2 separate regions of the Homo sapiens genome follow, and region 2 is linked to region 1. The links are chromatin loops, found by intact Hi-C in ENCODE. Cell type or tissue: heart left ventricle. All regions are shown on one strand. Links, peaks and the distances in the headings refer to the core of each region. The heading gives the core; the rest is flanking DNA.

Region 1 (12,300 bases), core at 1,987-9,986:
TCCTTCTCTTTGTCCCGTTGAAGACCCTTCGCAACACTCCTCCCCCAGGGATGTCCATTTTTGGTTTTGTTATTCGCTTTTTTTTTTTTTTAGGTACACAAATAATACATTCATACTTTAATGGCGAAGCTGATTCCCCATGGCTCAGCCACCCACTGCCGCTCTGTAATATTTCAGCCTCTCCTTAGGCGAAAGAAGCCATTGTTCTGAGCTTGGCACGAGCTCCCGGACCCTTCACGTATTGTGTACATACAGCTTTGTGCTCACAGAAAAATGCATTTTTTTCCCTGAGTTTTAAAAAGTTATATAAATGCTATCATACTGACGTACTGCACAGACTGCCACTGTAGGAATATTATTTCCTTTGTGATAAAAACACAAGGTATTTTTAAGATCCCAGACATCAAAGATCGAGATAGCGCTGACTGATAGAACTTCTGCAATAATGGGAATGTCCCCTGAGCACTTGAACCATGGCGAGTGTGACCAAAGAACTGAATTTTTAATTTTAGTTAATTTTAATATCAATAACCACATGTGGCTAATGGCTCAGTGTTGGATGGTAGCACAGCTCTAGGTCGTTCTTTTTATTGTTTTTTTATGATGGGAAATTTTCAAACATCTATAAAAAGAGAGGATCCTATTCCTATGCACCCAACCTCCAGCTTTAATAATAATGATTCAGTAATAAGAATGTCACCATTCTTGTTTCTAGAGTCTTCCTTTCAACTCTCCGTGGTATTCTTTTACATAAATAAATACATGTTTTAACCTTTCTCCTATTGACAGAAGAACAGATATTCTAATTTTCTGCTAAAACACATAAAAGAGTGATCCTCTTGGTCTATGTTTCTGAGTGTTATGTGGTATGTATATCTGAGTATGTATGTGTATCTGAGTATGTGTGTGTTTGTGCTGTGTGTACCATATATGTATCTGTGTATGTGTGCATATTTGTGTGTGTGAATCTGTGTATGTGGGTGTGTGTGTATGTATGTGTGTGTGTACAGGTCTGTCTCTGTGTCTGTATGTATCTGTGAGTGCGTCTGTGTATCTGTGTGTATGCATGTCTGTGTGTGTGCACGTGAGCATCTGTATGTATGTGTATGAGTCTGTATGCATGTGCATCTGTGTGTACATGTGTATACATGTGTGTGTATGCAGTTGTTTAGGTGTGTGCCTGTATGTGTGTGCACCTGTGCATGTGTGTCAGTGTGTGCGCATGTGCACCCCTGTGTACATGTGTGTATGAGCATATACACATGTCTGTGTATTTGTGCTCTGTGTATATACGTGCATGTCTGTGTATTCCTCTAGGGCAGGAACTTAGAAGTGGGCAAGGGGTGGATGCATTTTCAGCTTTCGCAATGGCCAACCGCCCGTTGGCCAATTCACTTCCACAAGCAGTGAAATCAACTTCACGTGGAAACACGCTCCGGGTGCTAAGGAGCTCGCAGCCGTGCTGAGTCGACCTGTCCTCAGGGACGGATGCTTGAGCCGTTTCCCATGGTGCTCAGGCTCTGGCATCCGACTGGGAATCCCTGGGTGTCCCGGGATTCAGGGCAAGATAAAGCAGGTCAGATTAATGACACAAAGCCCCCCTGTTGTCCTAATCATCTTATCATTCCTAAGTTCAAACGGAATTTCTCTCTCCGCCCCCAGGGGGTTTCTATTTCCCCTTCCCCAGTCCTTGTCTTTGTAGGGCAGGGGACCATCGGTGTTTCTGGAGCTTGCTTGAATGAGTTTTTCCAGGCGAGTACTTTCCCATAAAGACACCATTAATGCAGTAAGGAATCAGAAGCCCAGGGAGGGAAAAGGCTAAGCCATTTTGCTTACTTAACGGCTTGCAAAGTTCTGCTCTGCTTCCAGGAATCCTCGTAGTGTAGCCACTCTCTTACTGAGCAGTCCTTCCATATCAGGATAGTTATGGATTATCTACATAACGACGCTTTTTAAACTGTTAAGAGAACTGCATCTGTTTAGCTGGCCTACTGTGGCCCTATGGCTAATGCCAAAGGGTGCGTTTTAGCTAAGCTGCAGAGTTTAAAAACAAAACAAAAACAAACAGCTCCACTACCACCAAAGAAACCCAAACAAACAAACAAACAAATCCTACAAAACAAAAAGAGGTGGTCAGGTTCCAGAAAAGGGGACAAGGGAAGAGTCAGGTGGGCAACCCGTCGTCAATCATTAGAGGAGCTGAAGTCTGACCTTCTCCTTCTTGACAGACAAAGGAGACAATTTAGAGAGTAAAGTGGATCAAATAAGTCACTGGTTTGGGAGGTGGTGAGCATGGGCCACAGGATGGGAAAAGATCTGGGGGCGCACCCTCCCTGCAGAAGAAACCGTGGGTTGTAGGAGCTCCCAGGGCAGGGGCTCTGGAGGGGTGGCTCCTCCAGCAGTTGTGCCATCCCCAGCCTCGATGACAACGGCAGGCAGGGTTGTACCATTTGGTTTCTATCAGATGAAGAAGGGTCAAGAGGTTTTAAGAACCCCATTTAGGGGAGGGATCTTTGTTTTCATGTTCAAGGTCTGGCAGCAAAGTTTCCAGGATTCAAAGCAAAGCAAGCCCGTGATGGTGGGTCGGATGGCTCTTTTATGGCCTTTGGTGAGGCCACTGTGTTGGGGACTCCATTCCTAGGCTCCACTAAAGCTTCTGGAAGTCAGAGGGTTGGATCAGTCTTGTTCAGTTCTGATTTTTACATGTATTTCTAGAAACTTTTTGTTCCACTTCATCAGGCCTCATGCAGTGAGTGAATATTCTGTCCGCTCCAAATCCACCTCCCACAGTGGGGCACTAAAGGCTGGCTTAGTGAGGGGACTTTACCTTCTACTTTCAAGTAAGTATCCACCAACCCTCCCTTCAAAGATGCGCACACTGAGACATAATGAGCCTCATGCCAAATGCCATGTAAATAGAGTCCCTGCAAAGGCCTCTGCCACGCAGGACGTGGTCCTCTCCGGGCTCCTAAAGCCTTCACGGCCACCTGTGATCTTCACATTCACGTCTGTCAAAGTCCAGCCTCCTGTCTTGGTGTTCGTCCCTTTGTCTCAAAATATTCGAGAACTTTATGGGATGTCATACCCCTTTGCAGATTCGGATGGCAACAGCGTGATGAGAAGAGCTCGGCTTTGGAATTTACATGGGTCTGTGTTGAAATCCTGTGTGACTGGAGACTTGGTTATGGTCTCAGCCTCCCTCTTCCCATCTGTGGAATGGAGGCAAGGAGACCTGCTGCATAGGATCATTGCAAATATTTGAGACATAATCGCCGAGTCCTCGCACAGAGCCTGATAGGATCATTGCAAATATTTGAGACATAATCGCCGAGTCCTCGCACAGAGCCTGATAGGATCATTGTAAAGATTTAAGACATAAACGCCGAGTCCTCGCACAGAGCCTGATAGGATCATTGCAAAGATTCGAGACATAAACGCCGAGTCCTCGCACAGAGCCTGATAGGATCATTGCAAAGATTCGAGACATAAACGTCAAGTCCTCGCACAGAGCCTGATACATGGCACATGATGATCACATTTCCTTTTGCCCCTAAAATGTTTCCGTTTTCAACTGATGTGAGGGCCGCTATAAGAGACCTGAGCCCGTGGGCTTTGTCTGCAGTATGTATAAAATCATGACTCTGCTTTATACAGGATACGTTAAAGATCCATTTTAGCATCCTTTAAGTCATTGGAGGAGAACAGGGAGTAAGGAAATGAGAAACCATCTCTGAAGTTAAAAAGTTAAAGAGGAAATGTCAGAAATTCAATTTGGGTATAAGTCCTTAACTGAACCTCTGTTGCATAAAACACAACCCATCAAAAATAACTAGGGAAGGACATTTGATCTGCGGCTCTGATTTGCCGCAGCCGCAAGTGAGAGTCATACACCAGTGACGTGGGTGCTGTCTGCTCCATGAGTTGCTGGTGGACAGGGCTTGTATCTCCCAAGCCGGCTGCCTACTCTGAACTTGGGGTGAAGGCTACCTCTTGATCACAGTGCTCCCACAGAGAGCTGGGCTATGGCCCCTGGAACAGCCCCTCACGAAGTATTTGGTTCTCGCTGGCTCAAAGGGGTTGCTGGTAGGACCCCCTCACACTTAGACCTAGAAGACACGCATAATGAGGCTGTGTGTTATTCGGAATTTTATGGGCAGAAAGTGCCTCCCCATCAGAACTCTGAAAGCCACTCCTTAGCCAGATGTGTTTTCATCAGAGGTGGCCTTTTATTCATTTGCTCCTGCCCACGTACCCCTCTCAGAATGTTCATTTATGACCCATCCAGCAGACCTGACAGGTGGGCCTCTGAAAGTGGCACCGTTTCTCTCTTTCGCCAACATTTAACCCTCTATTTTCTAGACTGATGGAAGGGCCAACGCTTGCCTTTGAACCACAGGGGAGACACCCTGATTTTCCCCCTCCAGGGGCACAGGCACAGAGGTGGCTGTCCCTGCAGAAACTTCCCTCCACATTTTCCCTTTCCGTTGGGCTTCCCCAAATCCTCATCCCTCCTTCCACAAACCCAGACCCTGCCTGGTCTCATGGTTGTGGAGAATTAACTCAGGGGCAAGAAGGCTGGATAAGGAGATAAGTGAGGAAATAAGAGAAATAAAAATAGAAATGCCACAGCAGGGATCTCGTGGCAGTACCCACTCTGGGCTGGGATTGTTCTACACGTGTGACAGGCGTTAAGTCCTCCCATCTTCTTGATAACACTGTGAAGTAGGTTTCATTCTTATCCCCCATCTTTTAGATGAGGACATTGAGGCAGAGAAAGGGGACACATTTGCTTTACATTCGCTCTGCTAGATCAGGTCCTGATGCGTAGTAGATGCTCAGTATTTGTTGAGTGAATGAAGATGTGATTGATAAAACTGGAAATGGGAACAGTGTGGTGGCTCACACCTGTGATCCCAGTACCTTGGGAGGCTGAGGCGGGAGAATCCCTTGAAGCCAGGAGTTTGAGACCAACCCGGGCAACGTAGTGAGACCCACATCTCTACAAAAAATAAAAATACATTAAAAAATTAACCAGACATGGTTGATGCACATCTGTGGTCCCTGCTACTTGGGAAGCTAAAGCAGAAGGATTGCTTGAGCCTAGGAGTTCGAGGCTGCAGTGAGCCGTGAATGTACCACTGTACTGCAGCCTGGGTAACAGAGCAAGACTCTGCCTCAAAAAAAAAAAAAAAAAAAAAGAAACTAAAAACTGGGAATGGGAATGCAGTGGGTTGTGCTGTGCAAAGCTCTCAGCAAAGCCCCAATTCGGGAACCCGCAGGACAAGTAAGCATGTGTGCATGCTGTCCTGAGCTGAGCCTTACCTCTAGCAGGGATGCTGGCGTGGAGGTTGCCCCAGATCTGGGGCTTCTGCACCAGGAGGTGTGGATGCCTCTGGTTGGCTGTCCACCTGGAGCACCAGGCTTGGGAAACCTGTGCCTGGGAGGGAACCGCACACCCAGTGCTTTGCCCTGCAAGGCTTTGAGTAACTGAGTTCCATTGTAGACTCCTCCGGCAATTCTAAGGAACCAAATTGTTCTCAATTCATTATGATGAAAAACAAAAATCAGCTGGGCACGGTGGCTCACACCTGTAATCCTAGCACTTTGGGAGGCCGAGGCGGGTGGATCACGAGGTCAGGAGTTCAAGACCAGCCTGGCTGACACGATGAAACCCCGTCTCTGCTAAAAATACAAAAATTAGCTGGGCATGGTGGTGGGGGCCTGTAATCTCAGCTACTGTGGAGGCCGAGGCAGGAGAATCACTTGAACCCAGGAGGCAGAGGTTGCAGTGCAGAGATCACACCATTGCACTCCAGCCTGGGCAACAGAGTGAGAATCTGTCTAAAAAGAAAGACAAAAATCACGGAGGCAATTTTTGTGTGTGGAGACGTGGGTGTTTGTGCAGGCCAGCTGCCCGTGCAGGCGGGAGTCGCCCTGCCTGGCTCCAGGAACCCCAGACCCAGCTTGCTCCTGGGCAGCCGTGCCCGGCCGTCACCTGTGCCCTTCCCCGCCCTCTGGTGGCAGAGCTTAGAAATGTCCACTGGCTCCTTGGCCGGCAGGTTCCTGTATGGGTCTGACTTAGTCCCAAGAGGCCAGGGCTTCTATTTCACCCAGGGGATCCCTCCACTTCCAAGAGCCCGAGCCCAGGAAAAGCGTCTGGGCCAGTGGCTTCCTCTTCTGGGATCCGTGGTGTCAGTGTGGAGAGAGGAAGAGGCTTTTCTTGGGCTGGCGTGGCCAACCCAGAGAATACAGGGCCAGGCAGGGCTGGAATGCCAGGGCGGCCAGGTGGGGCCTCTGGTGATCCGAAGACCCAAGGGACGGCCCCTCCCTGACTCCAGCCGATGGCTGCCAGGCAGCGAATCCAGCCTGCTGTTGCCCCAAATCTTAACTTTTCTAAAGAAACTAAGAATCTCAGTTTTTATGTGCTGTCTCTAATTTTAAAGAAGTGGCATCTTCCCTCCCTCTCTTCTTCCCCTTGTCTCTTCTCTCTTCCCTCTCTCCCTGCCTCTCTGTCATTCTTTTAACTGCTGTGTGTGCAATAAACTGTCTGAGGGCCAGTGAGGCCCCCTGGGCCTAGAGTTTGAGACTGCTTCCCTGGAGAAGGTGTCGCTGAGTCTGAGCTCCGCAGCCTCTGACCAGCTTGGACCAGCACTGGGCTGGGAGCATGTGTTCCGGGTGAGAGAGGGCCCCGCAGGCCCTGCCATCACCTTGCTGTGGGGGCCACCCCAAAGAGGTACAATCATCCTCCAAGGAGGCTTGGGCCGTGTGCTCTGTGCAGCTGACGCCGGCTGGCTTCACTCCTTCCCTCCACTTCCGGGCGCTGATTTTGTGTTGTTTATTTCGGTTGCCCTAGTTTTGATGCAATAACGGGGAGGATCTTGTTTCCACTTCTTAACAGAGTGTTGGTTTCACACGTAGCTTGAGGAAAACAGTGGCAGCTGGCTAAACACATACCAGATACTGAATTCACAGGAGGCTGCTCCAAAAGAAGTCTGTGCGGGCAACAGAAGACCGTGACAGTTTGTATTTTGCCAGACTCTGTGGCTACCTTCACACCCTGCAAGAGTCCCCCTGGGAGAGACAAAGACCAGAGACCCTGGCGAGATGCAGAAATGAGTCCGGGGTACCCAGGGGGTTGGCAGCCTGAGCTCCAAGCGGTGCTAACTCCTTTACTTTGTTCCTACTTCATTCATTCATTCATTCATTCCATACTTAGTAAGCACGCCCAAATTCCAGATACTGATCTGGGCACTGGGGACAAACAAGATAAAGTCCCTCTTTCCTGGGCTGCCCAGTCTAGTAGGAAAAGAGAGACACTAAGCAAAGAAAACAGCAAAAAACAAAGATCATTTTGGAGATAGCAGGAGGAGCCATGAAGACAGTGCAGTGGAGGTGGATGGGGACAGACGGGGACAGATAGGGATGGGGTGAGAGCTGCTTCCGCTGGGACGGTCAGGAAGTAGGCTTCTGTCAGAGCACATCATCTTTCTCCAGAGAGCTCAACACCACCCAACACCGCATGCCTGCATTCTGTTTTCTCCCACCAGAACATAGGTACCATGCTAGCAGGAACTCTGCTTTATTCACAGCCACCCAGAACAGAGCCTGGCACATAGTAGGTGCTCAGCCAATGTGTTGATCATGGAGGGAGCACTTGCATCATGAAAAGCCTCCATGAGGATTTGGGGAAGAGCATCCAAGAAGAGGACATGGCCAGCCCTGTGCCTCTGAGTTGGCATAAACATTCCATGCTGGTCTATGTGGCCAAAGGCAGGGGCACACTGAGTAGGGGGCATTGGATGAATCCAGGTAGACACAGGCCAATTAAGGCCCAGCCCTCACCGCATTAAGAAGCTTAGATTTTATTCAAAGAGAAGCTGCTGAAGGGTTAAGTTTTCTTTTCTGTTTTGTATTGTTTCATTGTGTTTTGTGTGTGGCAAGGTCTTGTTCTGTCACCCATGCTGACGTGCAGTGGCGCAATCATAGCTCACTAAAGCATTGAATTCCTGGGCTCAAGCAATCTTCCCACCCCAGTCTCCTGAGTATCTGGGCTACTGGCATGCCCCACCATGCCAAGCTAATTTTTTCACGGAGATGGGGTCTTGCTCTTTTGCCCAGGCTGATCTCAAATGCATGGGCTCAAGTGATCCTCCCACTCCAGCCTCCCAAAGCGCTGGGATTACAGGTGTGAGCCACCACACCCGGCAGGTTATTCGTTTTCTGGGCTACTGTAATGGAGCGCCACAACTTTCTTGGCTTAAAAATATTAAGAATTGATTACCTTATAGTTCTGGAGGCCAGAAGCCCACCATGGGCCTCAGCGGGCAGAAAGCAAGGTGCTGGCAGGGCTATGTTCCTCCTGGCAGCTCCGGAGGCAAATGCGTTTCCCTGCTTTTTCCAGCTTCTAGAGGTGCCCATGTACCTTGGCTCCTGGCCCCTTCCCTATTCTGCAGAGCTGGCAGCTGTGGGTGGGTCCTGCTCACTTTGCATCCCTGCAGCCTCCTCTGCCACCTCCCTCCTCCACCTCTAAGAACCCCAGGTTACATGGGGAGCACCCAGTCACTCTGGATGATCCTCCTGGCTTACTATCAGCCGACTGGCCACCTGCCTCCACCTGTAGCCGCACCTCCGCCTCCCTCTCCCTGCAAACTTACGTATGCACAAGCTCCACGGATTAGGATGAGGCCCTCTCTAGGAGAGGGGACATTATTCTGTCTACAGGGTTTTAGTTCAGACAGGGACAGAATCTGATTTCTGATGTATAAAGATCCCTCTGTGCTGAATGGGGAAATGGGTCACAGCCTGGGAAGAGCGAAGCCGGGAGCCCAAGAAAAGGCTGTGGCGCTGTCCAGGTGATCTGCACAGGTGGCCTGGACTGAGTGGTGGCCATGGAGAGAAGATACATGGTTGCTTTTAGACACAGGCAGATACAGGGTTGCTTTTAGAATCAGATCATCTTCTAGCTTCCCAGGCTTTTATGTTGAAGCTGTAATTTGAAGAGTTGTGTGCTGTCCTCTTGGTGCATTTTATCAGCTTCCAGTGAGTGGAGGCTGATGCCTTAACGCTGCGGTTCTCAAAGTGGGGTTCCTGGGCCAGCAACATCAGAACTGCCCTGAGAAGTTCTTTGGAAATGCAAATTCTCAAGCCACTCTAATGGAGGGACTCCTGCAGTCACCCTCCCTCCAAGTGGTGGCCATACAGTATGCCACAGTTTGAGAACCACTACGGTAGGATTGGTGCTAACACTTAAATCCTAACTCCACTCTGGCGGCTGGCCAGCAGGATGGCCTTGGAGGAGTGGCCTGAAGGCCAGGAGACCCTTTCTCATCATTTTTCCGACAACTTACTCAGCATCCTTTGCAGGAGTTGAGGGCAGACCTCATGTGAGAGGCTCACTGTGGTGGGATGGAAGAGGCGTCCCTGACTCCCTCCTTTGCACGTGTATGTTAAGTGGGCACATGTATTCCCCTCAGGAAAGGTACCTTCAATATCCATCAGCTTTCCCCGAGGACCCCAGAGCCCAGCAAAAGATTAAGTAGCCCTGGTCTGTGTGCTAGACACGGTGAGGGAACCATCCTAGTTAGCATTTAACGAACACTTTCTGCATATTGGATTCTGTTTTAATTGTTTTATATGCATTGACATAGTTCATCCTTATGAACTATCCATCATGAACCAGCCTTAGGAGGTAGGTATTGTTAGTATCATTGTCCCCATTCCACAGATAGGAAAACTAAGGCACGAAGAATGAACCTCCTTGCTTTAGGTCACACAGATGCCAAGTGGCAGAAACAGGATTCACAAACCTTCAGAGCCTGTGCATTTTGTCCCCACACAGACTTTAGACCAGGGGTCTGGCAAACTAGAACCCTTGGGCCAAACCCCTGCCGTCTGCTTTTATATGGCCTTCGAACTAAGAATAGTCTTTATATTTTTTAATGGTTTCATTTTAAATGGTTACATAAATACTTACATAGCATCCTCAATTTTGCCTCTTGTCATAAAATACCTACTATCCACTGATATCTATGACCTGAACCTCTAATTAAAATTTGCAGTCTCCCCCACCCTCTGCTCTCTCTGTCTCTGTCTCTCTCTCTTTCTCTCTCTCTCTCTCTCTCTCTCTCTCTCTCTCAGAGATGTGTGGATGCAACACAGACCCTTTTCTCTATGGAGACAGGGAGCTCCGTGCTTTGAGATACCCTGGTGGGGATTTCAATAAGCCTCTGCAGCAGCTCCTGGGGGGAGGTGGGTTGTCACTGCCACTTCATTCATCAAGAAAGGCTTGAACCGGTGGAGCCACTTGCCCAGGCAGCCGAGTTTACAAGTGAGGAACTGCACCTTCATCGTGCCTGATGCAAAAGCATATTCCTCCTTCTCAACTGCCTGCCTGGTTTGAAAGAGCTTATATTCCAGTTTCTCAAATAACATTTGAGTGTGAGAGAGCCTGACCCCAGAACGTCATGGAGGAGCACAGTGTGGTTTGAAAGAGCTTCTATTCCAGTTTCTCAAATAAGATTTGAGTGTGAGAGAGCCTGACCCCAGAACGTCATGAAGGAGCAAAGTGTGTAGTCCAGGTGAAGGATGGGGAGGAGACACAGGGAGAAGGAAGGGCCAGTGTTGGCCAAGGGTATCAAAGAAGACTTCCTGGAGGAGGTGGGGTAGCAAAGACAGGCAAACAGGTGATATTCAAACTTTCTTATACAAAAGGATATTATTTCAGGGGTATCCAATCTTTTGGCTTCCCTGGGCCACACTGGAAGAAGAAGAATTGTCTTGGGCCACACATAAAATACACTAACACTAATGATAGCTGATGAGCTAAAAAAAAAAAAAAAAATCACAAAAACATGTCTTAATGTTTTTAAAATGTTTACAAATTTGTCTTGGGCTGCATTCAAAGCCATCCTGGGCCACCTGCGGCCTGCAGGCCGTGGGTTGGAGAAGCTTGATTGATACGTTTCTCTAGCTAAAAGCTGCATGATGGTCTCTAACCTGAGGCATAGATGTATCAAGGTGCACAAACAGTGCGAATCTGCTAGTTACAGAAACCTAAAAATGGGTGGTTCAAACAAAGTTGGGATATTTTTCTTGCAGAACAAAAAGTCCTGAGAGATGCCTATCATGGCATGCAACTTGTCCTAAGCATCATTGCTTTAAAATAGTGCTTTATTGACCCCTACTTGTTCTAGGAAATGACGATCCACAGTCAACCTATAACACTGAACAATCTTCCTCTTTTGAAATATCCTGAAATTGCCCCCCTTGCTCACTTGCAGCTAATCCAGGGCCGTCAAATGTACATGAAGACCAATTGGAAAGTCTCTCCCCACTTTCAGAATTCCCAACTTCATGGGACCCTTGCCAGTCAGACACGTCTCAGGATTTCCTCTTTTACTCTATAAAATAGACTCTCCTTCCTAGAACTCTTGAATCCTTGCTGAAAGGAAATGACAGACAACAGGCTTCACCACCACAAGCTCATGAATTAACAGCCCTTGTTTATTTTGCTGCAGAATCAATTTTGTCTTTGATAGCACCGTGTTTGGCAGGAGGTTATATTCCAATTTCAGTGTTTGGCATATATTAACATAAATATATGTGCGTCCAACATCTCTTAGCTTTCTTCTGTGACAGGAAGGGGTTGCTAGATGCTGGGCTGAAGGAAAGGAGTTTTGTGTTTGGCAGCCTAGGCTGGCATGATGCTTCGAGGTGCCAAGGGGGACCCAGTTCCTGCTGTTATTCCATTCAGTTATCCTCAGCATGAGCTTCTTGCCTCATGGTCACAAAAAGGCTGCTCCATCTCCAGCATCAGATCAGCATTGCAATCAGGCAAAAAAGAAAGGGCGAATGGGCAAAGGTACCTGATGATGACTCAGCCGTGCTCCTTTTAAGGTGCTATCCTTGAAGCTCCACCCAACAACTCCCTTTTGTAGCTCCCGGCCTGGATATTGGCACACAGCCATCTTTAAGTGCATGCGAGGCTGAGATACACACTTCTTTAAAGACGGTGTATTAGTCCGTTTTCACACTGCTGATAAAGGCACACCCAAGACTGGGTAATTTACAAAAGAAAGCAGTTTAAGGCACTCACAGTTCCATGAGGCTGGGGAGGCCTCACAATCGTGGGGGAAGGTGAAAGGCGTGTCTTACATGGCGGCAGACAAAAGAAGAGAGCTTGTGCAAGGAAACTCCACTTTTAAAAACCATCAGATCTCATGAGACTTACTACCATGAGAACACCACAGGAAAGACCTACCCCCATGCTTCAATTATCTCCCGCCAGGTCCCCCCAACAAC
Region 2 (10,150 bases), core at 1-8,000, 110 kb before region 1:
TACTAAAAATACAAAAATTAGCTGGGCGTGGTGGCGGGGGCCTCTAATCCCAGCTACTCGGGAGACTGAGGCATGAGAATTGCTTGAATCTGGGAGTTGGAGGTTGCAGTGAGCCAAGATCATGCCACTGCACTCCAGCCTGGGTGACAGAGTAAGACTTGGTCTCAAAATAATAATAATATAATAATAATAATAATAATAATAATAATAATAATAATAAAATGAAATGAAGAGAAATGGGATCATTCACATAAAAAAATTAGGATTTCCACAATGTGTACATATATCAAATCATCATATTGTACTCTGTAACTGTATATACATTTTATCTGTCCATTATAAAAAAGATTTTATTTCTAGTTTGCTAGAAGTTGCATATAGAATTTTATCAAATGCTCTTTTGCATCTACTGAGATGATCAAATAAGTTTTCTCCTTCATTATGAAAAGCAAATTAGGATTTCCAACTTCTCTCAAAAGTGTCGAGAGTCTGCCAATCTTGGGTGTAATTTCTTTTATGGCTACCTTGTGCCAAAGCTGAGCAGGGGTGTCCTCCTCTGGAGAATGTGTTTATTCAGGTCCTCTCTTCCTCTGCTCACTCGCCTGACCCTTCCCTTAAGCAGTTGAGTTTTGCTTCAACCTCTTCTTCGTTCATCTCACTGTTCACAGTTAGCTTAATCACCAGGGTGGCTACAGTCATGCAGAGAAGAGCTCAGCACTCTCAATTATATTAGTAGTTAACACCTCCATGAGCAGAGGTTAAAACAAAGCCTTTGGATGTATTAGATATTTCATACATCCATAGTCATAAAAAGCAAGGTTAATAAAAATGTGTCTTTGGTATATTAATTGAAGTGAAGGAAAGTATTACTGAATTAATGGAATAAATGGAACATCTGATCGATAGAACATTTTTACAGCCATCTACTTTGTTTAAAAGCCAGGCTTATTAAAGTGTAATTTGCACACAATAAAATTCACCTCTTTGAGTGTATAGTTCTAAGTTTCGACAAATGCACACAGTCACGTAAACATCACTAGGATTGCGGTATAGAACGTGCCCATTACTCTCCAAAATTTCTATTTGCCTTTGTAGCCCCCTCCTTCCTCTACCTCCAGTCCTGGCAACCACTGATTAGTTATTTGTCTCTAGAGTTTTACCTTTTTCAAAATGTCATAAAAACAGGATCATGCAGTATGCAGCTTTTGGATCTGCTTTCTTCTACTTAGCAGGATGCATTTGATAGTCACCTATGTATCAATAGTTTGTTCCTTTTCAATGCTGAATGGCATTCCATTGAATGAACGCACCACAGTTTATTTCATACTGAAAAGACCTTAAAATTATGCAAGTTTTGGGTAATTATGAAAAATGTTGCTATAAATATTCACCAACAATCTTCATGCAAACATATATTTTCATTTCTCCTGAGTAACTAGCTAGGATTGGGATTGCTAGGTTGTATGCAGACTGTATATATAACTTCATAAAATACTGCAAACTCTTTTTAAACATAGTTTTAGCAGTTTGCATCCCCATCAGCCATGTCTAATAGTTGGTTTGTATCTTCAGCAGCATTTGATATTATCCATTTTGTTTTGATTTTGTTTAGTCATTCTGATAGGTGTATAATAGGCATTTCTTTGAGGTTTTAATTTTTGCCCTCATGACTAATAATGTTGAATAATATTTCTTGTGCTTAATTGCTGTCCTTATATTGTCTTTGGTGAAATATCTTTTTCAAATATTGTACCCATTTTTTATTGATTATTTTCCTGTTACGATTTTTGAGAGTGCTTTATATATTCTGAATGCAAGTCCTTTGTCAGATAAGTGTTTTAAGATAGTTTCTCTGAGTATGTGTCTTTGGAAGAGCAGAGGTGTTACATTTTAATGATGTTTAGTTTATTAATATTTTCTTTTAGTTATTGGTTTTTTGGTGTCACATCTAAGGAAGCTGTGCCTTACCCAAGGCCACAATGATTCCCTAAATGTGTATAGTGTTGTTCAGGTCTTCTATATTCCTACTGATCTGTTTGTTCTGTCACTTATTGAGAGAAGAGTATTGAGGTCTCCAACTATGTTATGGTTTTGTCTGTTTTTTATTTTAGCTCTGACAGCTTTCGTTTCATGTATTTTGAACACTGTCTTAGGTACATACTTAGGATTTTTTTGTTGTTGTTCAATCAATCCACCTTTATGTAATGCCTTTCTTTATTCTTAGAAATATTTCTTGTTCTAAAATCTATTTTATCTGATATTAATATAGCCACCTCAGCTTTCTTTTGATTGGTATTTTTATGGTAATATCTTTTTCATCTTTTTACTTTTAACTTATGTCTCTATATGTAATGTTGGTTGTTTATAGGCAGCATATAGTTGGGTTTCACTTGTTTATCCAATCTGATAATCTCTGTCTTTTAAGTGTAATGTTTAGACCACTTATATTTAATGTAATTATTCATCTATTTGTATTAAGATCTACTATTTTGCTCATTGTTTTATTTATGTTCCATCTGCTCTTTATTCTTCTTTCCCTACCAGCTTTTATATTGAGTATTTTCTATGGTTCCATTTTATCTCCACTATTGGCTTATTATTTATACTTCTTTTTAAATTTTAGTCATTGCTCTATGGCTTACAAAATACAATTTTAATTAATCATTACTTGCATTCAAATTATGTTACGGTGCTTTGTATGCTATATAAGAAATTTACAACAGTATATTCCTTACACTGTTTTCCTCTACTATGTTTTCAAGTACATGCACTCACGTACCCTAGGTGTGACTGGGAGAATTGTCATTTAAAAATTATCTTTATGTCTATTAAAGAAGAATAAAAATTGTATTAATGGTGTTGCTTTTGTTTCTAAATGGGTACTTCTGATGTTCTTAAAACCAGTTTCTCTTCAAGATGTTATTCTCCTACCTGTGCACTGAGCTCCCTTGTTTTATATGCCTTTAGGAACTTAGAAGTTGCTGCATTCAAGGAGAAAGCAAATGTGAAATACAACCCATCTGGAGTCTAAATCAGCAAAATTTCCAAGACAATGGATTCCAGTTATTCTCCCAGAGAGACTGATTTCTTGTCTTCCACAATGTGTACGCATTTTTTCTTCCTGATTAAGGATGTTCTTAATAATGTGTTAGGAATGTTGAGTTTACACTTGCATATGGCTGGAATCCTAAAGTAACCCAAAGACTTAATATAGAAGACCATGTCTTTTCTATGTATAACATTTTTTTCTTTCTTCTCTCAATACCCTTCATCTTGCCAGCAACATGGTGAGTTATCACTTATGGACTAATTAGGAAGGTTCAGTATCATAGAAACAACAGCTTAAGTTTGAGCTTCTGTTCCACCAGTTCCTGGATGAATTGGTCAGAAGTCTTTGGTTGTTAGCAACAGAAACATCTTAATACCTTAATTGCTTATTACTAAGTTATAAGAGATTGGAAGCTCTTGACTCCAGAGAAAGCTAAAGGACGAGGTTTCCTATGAGCAGGAAGCTGCCAGGTGCTGGGTTCCTGTAGCTATAATTGTCTGGCTTCTTTAGGGTACCGCAGTTGGAAAACAGGAACCATTTTACTTATTTTTGTCTCAGTGCTCATGTTTTAGATTCCAGGGTGAAAGAAGCCTATACCTTGGCTAAACTTTTCACCTGGGGAATTTTGAAAATACCAATCCCCAGGCCTTATCCCAAACCAATGGAATCAGGCTCTTTGGTAGGGATGGAGTAGGGGTGGGTGTGGAGGCAGGGCTGATCAGTTTTACTGTTTAAAAGCTCTTCAGGTGATTCTAACTCTCAGGGATGCACACAGATTGTGTAGGCCCATCTCTATCTAGAAAGGTATAAGACAGCCTCATTAATAGTTCCATCATTTTGTATCCAAGGGGAAAGGATTTTCCTCCCAGAGAAAAACTGAAGAGCTGTTACTAAAAGAAGGTGTGATGGATGCTGGATGAAAAATCAACCAATGTTCATTCCACTGGCCCTAAGACCTAGTGTATGTAGTGAAAAAATAAAGGACAGCTTTTCTGAGCCTCAGTTTTGTTTTATAAGTCAGGGTTCCCCAACCCTCTGGTCATGGTTTGGTACTGGTCCGTGGCCTATTAGGAACTAGGCTGCAGAGCAGGAGGTGAGTGATGGATAAGCGAGCAATGCTTCCTCTGAATTTATAGCTGCTCCCCATCCCTCACATTACTGCCTGAGCTCTGCCTCCTGTAAGATCAGCGGTAGCATTAGATTCTCATAGAAGCTAGAATCCTATCATGAACTGTGCATGCGAGGGGCCTAGGTTGCATGCTCCTTATGAGAATCTAATGCCTGATGATCTGTCACTGTCCACCACTAGCCCCCAAGATGGGATGGTCTAGTTGCAGGAAGACAAGCTTAGGGCTCCCACTGAATCTACATTATGGTGAGTTATATAATATTTTATTATATAGTACAGTGTAATAATAATAGAGATAAAATGCACAATAAATGTAATGTGCTTGAATGATGCTGAAACAATCCCCCCACCCCCTGGTCCGATGTAAAATTGTCTTCCACAAAACTGGTCCCTTTTGCCAAAAAGGTTGGGGACCACTGTGCTAAGAAGGGATAATATCTATTTTATAGGATGGTTGACAATATTTAATGCAAAAGTGGACTAGAGATACTTAGCACGCTTTATGAATTTCCAAGGGCAGTTGTAACAAACATGGAAGCTTAATGTAACAAAAATTGGTCCTCTCACAATTCTGGGGCCAAAAGTCCAAAATCATATGTTGTCAGGGCCATGCACTGTGCTGAGCCCCCAGGGGAGGATCCTTCCTTGCCTTTTCCAGCTTCTCTTGGCTCCTGGTGCTCTTGGCTTGTGGCAGCATCACAGCAATCTTTGCCTCCGTCTTCACATGGCCTCCCATTCTAAATGATCCTTACCTGTCTGTCTTATAAGGATACCGGTCATTGGATTTATAACCCACTGTAATCCAGGATGATCTCATTTCAAGATCCTTAATGACATCTGAAAAGAGATTTTTTTCTTAAGCAAGGACATATTCACAGGTTCTAAGTGGACATTCGCTTTTGAGGCCATGCAAACTATTGCATGCGGTAAGACTTGGCATATAGTAAAGTTCAATAAATCAGGGCCATCATTATTTGTATTATTAAAGCCATGGAGAAGAAGAATCCACAGTACAATACAATGGAAACCTTACATAGATATTTTTTAAAAATAACTGAGAATAATTTAAAACACAAAGCAAAGAAAACAGAACTGTGCATTCAACAATATCGGGGAATAGGAAAACTGGTCAAGTGTGAGGTGTTTGTTTATTGTAGACCTAAACAGAGAGCCAAAGGTTTATATTCTGAGACATCCCTTGACCACTTCATGCTTAACTACAGCTTAGGCATAATTCCATCTGGCTTAGTGTTAGGATATTCTTGACACGATCTTAAGCTTCCCTTCTCCTTCTGAGTTCTCAGAGTCATGAAAACCATCCAGAGCAGGCCCCATTTCTCTCTTAGGTTAATTTTTTCTCCCAACTCTGCAGTTGACTTTTTTCATCCTTCTTGCTCAATTGGTCCCTCTGGCCCCATAATTATGTTTACTTTTGCTGTGTTTCCTCACTGTCTCTGCGGACCCAGATGCTGTAGAAATGTGGATCAAATGCTGGCCACTTTGGCACGCGGTATTCTACTAGCAAGTCTTTGAGGCAACAAGGGATTCTTATATTCCCAAAATAAAGGAACTTGAAGAAAACTGCCTCCTGCCTCAACACACACATGTGTGCATGCATGTGCGTGCATGCACACACACACACACACACACAATTCTAGGCTAGTTTCTGGTCTTATCATTGAGTTACAGCTTAGTGATGATTTTAAGACAAAACAAACAAACAAAAAAGAAAAAGCTCTTACTTATGCCCTAAACAAGGTATTCCTGAAAATGTGATTTTTGTCTCCACTGGAAACAATGAGGTTGGGTTTGACACACTGAAGCAGTTTTCCCTGTTTGATGGAAATGTTTTTTGAATATGCACCAAATTATTCAGTTTCTTATTCACGATTCCTCTAGTTACAAATGCCAAAACTCCCAGCTTAAGCAAACCATACCAAAGTCAAAAGAAGGAAAAAAATAATTTGTTCAGTAACTGCAAAGTCCAGATAGACTTCAGGCACAGCTGGATCCAGGGGTCAAGTGATGTCATTGGACAGTTTCTGTTTCTCCCAATCTCTTGGCTGCTCTGTCCTCTTTGCTGTCTTCATTTTGGAGAGGCCATCATTATCAACAGCACCTCCAGGCTTATATTCTGTCCACACAGCATACTCAACTAAAAGAAAGTGACTTCTCACACGGTTGTAGAAAAAGTTGCAGGGGCAGATTTTTGGCACTCACTACAGCCTTTCGCCCACTTACTGCGGACTTAAGGGAATGGGGTTTTCTGATGATGCAGATCTTGGGCACAGGAATTCTGGGAGCCTGGGGGTGAGGTCACTTCCACCCACACCACTAAGATAGAAGGTGTGATGATGCCCAAACACAGGTGGAGCTGTTTCAGAAGATGGGGAATGACTGCCCAGCAGGCAAAACCCTATTCATCAACCAAATGAGCAAAATGAAGGGAATCAAAAGCCACTGGATGGCCACTTCTCACGGGTGTGCTCCACATTGTGGGGGCAGCCCACATGGGAGGTCAGCTCGTTTCTCCTGCCTATGCACAAACAACAAAGTCCAGGACATCTCAAATTAGGAAGGTGGCCTTCTTTATCTCTCATCACATCTCTACCTCTGGGTGGCTTTTCCTCTTTTCTGCTTGTCTTGACCTTCATTCATTCTTCTCTCATTGATATCCAGCCATCCAACATCCCTCCAATAAGAGATGGGCACTGCAATAGTAGCATCTTCTATCACTGACCTCCTCTTGCAGATAAGGAGACCTTACTTTCAACCTCAGGTGCTCACCCCCAGGACTGTGGGATCCCTGGGCTGAGTTGCTAAAGCCTGCCAGTTTCTCATGCCGCAGCTGTATACGGTGACCCTAAAAGGCTTGCCCCTCTGGCATCCTGATTTAGGAGAACAAAAATCTCAGGGGAAGTCTATGTTTCGGGGCATTTGTTCTGCTCCGGCTTTGTTCCCTCTTTCCTGCCTCCTAAATGGCAATAGGTTCTTATCTTCAATTTTTGTAAACCTTTTGGGTCACGACACAGCCCCGGGTTACCATTTTCTTTATTTTCCACTGTTTAATTGTAAGCAATGAATTGACTGAGAGAGCAGACTTTTCTCATTTGCCTTCAAACTCAGTGTTTTCATCTGTCGTGTTCATATCCTATTAACTAAATGACGTTTCCTAGCTGGGATCTCTCACTGCCTTCTCCTGGTCAGTTGTCTCCCTGGCCATGTCCTGGCCCTTGACCCCAGCCTGTCTCCCTGCGGCACCGATGCCATGGAGGTGACAGCTGGCAGTGGTTTGACTGTGTGGTTGCCTGTTAGTTCTGGGTGGGAAGGGGTCCCCTCTACCATTCACAGAGGCAAGAAGCCTACAAACATCAGCTTTTTACTAAACCCCGGTGGTCAGGGTGTCCATGATGACTAAGTTTTTGTCTTAACTTGTGTGGGCCACGGTTCCCAGATATTTGTGCAGACTTGATTCTATACGTGTATGTGTGTGTGTGTGTGTGTGTGTGTGTGTGTGTGTGTTTGGGTGAGATTAACAAATTGGTGGATTTTGATAAAACAGGTTACTCTGCATAATGTGGGTAGCCTCATCCAATGAGTTGAAGGCCTGCAGAGATCAAAAGGCTGACCACCCCTAGAAGACAAGAAGGAATTCTGCCAGTCGACAGCATTTGGACGTGAACTGCAACATTAGGTCTTCCTTGGGTCTCCAGCCTGCCAGCCCACCCTACAGATTTTGGACTTGCCAGACTCCATAATTGCATGAGCCAATACCTTAAAATAAGTTTCTCTCCTTATATACTCACTCTATTGGTTCTATTTCCCAGGAGAACCCTGAGTAATAGAGGGTCCTGGAAGATCTAGTCCCAGGCAAAGGGAATTTTGTTTTCTCTCTCACATATCTCACCTGTCTATTCTCCAAGCACACTCATTATCTCCATTCCTTGAAGATAATGGATTCCCAGAACTGGCCACATAAAAGGAATATACTTCAGAGACAGAATTGGTGCTGTCATTTTTTTTATTATTATTAAATCACTGCTAATCCTCTAGAGACAGTGCTTCCTTACTTTGTTCATTAGCCCGACGGGAAGATCTAAATGTCCACCATCCTCAGCAAACACCAGCTGCATGTTTAAGCCCTTCTTGACTAGTGGTCAGATCATGTCCTCTGCCCCAAATTCTCTAGTGTCTCCCATCACATTCAGAGGTAATACCACAGTCTGTGCGGTGATCTACAAGGCGCTCTGTAATCTCTGACCCCGTAGCATCCTTCTGACCTCATTTTCAACCCCACACTCTGCTCCAGTCCCATGGGCCTGCTTGCTGGGCTCACCACCCCAGATAGGCTCCCACCGCAGGGCCTTTGCACATGCCTACTGTGGGGTAACTTCTAGATACCCTCATGACGCACTTTCAGCTTCTCAGATCTGTGTGCCAAGGGCACCTCCTCATGGAAGTCTCCCTATGCACATTGTCTGTTGTTCTCCATTCCTGCCCTTTCTGTGCCCTGTCCCTATTTTGTCCTTTCTCTTTGCACTTATCACCTCCTGATAAACTATAACTTTGACTTATTTAACTGTCTTCCCATTCCCTAGAATTAAAGCTCCATGAGAACAGAAATTTCAGCCTATTGTTTCATGGTTGTATTTATCTATTTTGCTGATGGCTCTAGTACCTCTGGTACTCTGGTGAGGCCCCGAATGCTTGATAAATGAATGAACGGACAAGTGAATAAATGACTTCAGTCTGTCTTCGGCTTCTCATATTATCTGTCCTTCATTCTGAGCCAGTCTCTTGAATCTTGATAGCCCAAGATTCATGCTGCCTGCTACATACATGAAAATGGGGAGGTAAGTTTTATATGCCAGAAATCTCTGAAGGCCACCATTTTATTAAAGGTCTCTAGCTGAGAATGGAGCCTGTCTTCATCTCTTCTCTCCGTCAGTCGCTCCAGGGAAGTGCCCCCGTCAATTTGAGGTGAGAGTGCTCAGAAGAGGAGTGTGATACACAAATTCACATGCTGGCCAGGGGCAACATTTTCAAGTCGCCGACTTTATTTCTGAGTTGTCCTACCCTCCCTTGTATCCATCTGCCTCTTACTTTCAGGTGAGATATAGGAGGGGCTCCTTCCTTGTAGACAAGAGATTCTCAAAACTGACTACATTAAAGGACTAAACTTCAAACACAGACCAGAATTCTATCATAAATAGTGAAAAGCATCCTAATATCCTTATATAAGGAAAACATGCTTAAATTCAGTTAACTTAATAGCGTAATCACTAGAATAATGGGGACGGACTACTAATGAGTATAAGGTATCTTTTGAGTGGATGGAAAGATATTATAATGAGGCATCAGATGTGACTTGATCTGGGTATTCAATTATAACATTAGAATTTGTTTAAAAAGTGATTTACTCGGCCTGTTATACTGTTGGCTTCCTTATTAGGTTCTAATTTGTGGCTCTTGGAAGTTCCAAGTTTACATGCTTGAGGGGTCAAATATCTCTCTCTCAATAATCCCAGCAAAAGTCATACTGTGTTTCATTGGCTCTGTTTGTTTCATATGCCAGTTTCTGAACCATTCAACCCAGTCAATAGAAAACAATGTGCTCTAATTATCCAGGCCAGGGAGCTGTGGGAGGAGTTCATATGGGCTAGAAGTGGGATGCAGAGAAAAATGTGGGTGTTGTTACCCACATTTGAGACCAGAAAAAGAACGATACATATTCCTACATCTCCAGCTTTGAGACTGTGATCAACACAGGTCACAGGAACATAGAAGAGTCATGCAAGCAAGTAGTATCTCTTTCCTCCTCAGAAGTCTACTTGGATTAGTATCTATGAACAGGAGACAGCATGAAGATGTGTTTTCCTAGTTGAGTTTGTGTCATACTTGCCTGAAACCAAGGATAAGCAAACATCATGTATCACTCAGCTGTCAACCCAGGCTGCCTTCAATATCAGAGG

The links. Hi-C counts contacts between places; a loop is a spot of excess contacts. Peaks named below come from ENCODE experiments on the same cell type or tissue, not always from the same donor. Only the 100,000 strongest peaks of a DNase experiment are listed, where the experiment ranks them.
Region 2: it touches region 1 in a loop (2.1-fold over the local background); 25 of 110 quality-filtered maps call a loop at or near these places.

What each region holds. Positions count from the first base shown.
Region 1 is chr12:128,381,964-128,394,263 of GRCh38, forward strand. The region is part of intron 1 of TMEM132C (transmembrane protein 132C); the gene reads left to right. Among named protein-coding and RNA genes, the nearest start is that of MIR3612, 94 kb to the left of the region's middle. RefSeq lists enhancers at 1-71, 919-1,890, 1,891-2,861. In heart left ventricle, for the core only: a CTCF peak has its summit at 6,027 (motif pointing left); a DNase peak (open chromatin) is centred at 5,988; H3K27ac peaks cover 469 bases; H3K27me3 peaks cover 4,762 bases.
Region 2 is chr12:128,271,088-128,281,237 of GRCh38, forward strand. All of the region lies in intron 1 of TMEM132C (transmembrane protein 132C), which reads left to right. Among named protein-coding and RNA genes, the nearest start is that of TMEM132C, 9.0 kb to the left of the region's middle. In heart left ventricle, for the core only: no CTCF peak of the experiment used is centred there; no DNase peak of the experiment used is centred there; H3K27me3 peaks cover 928 bases.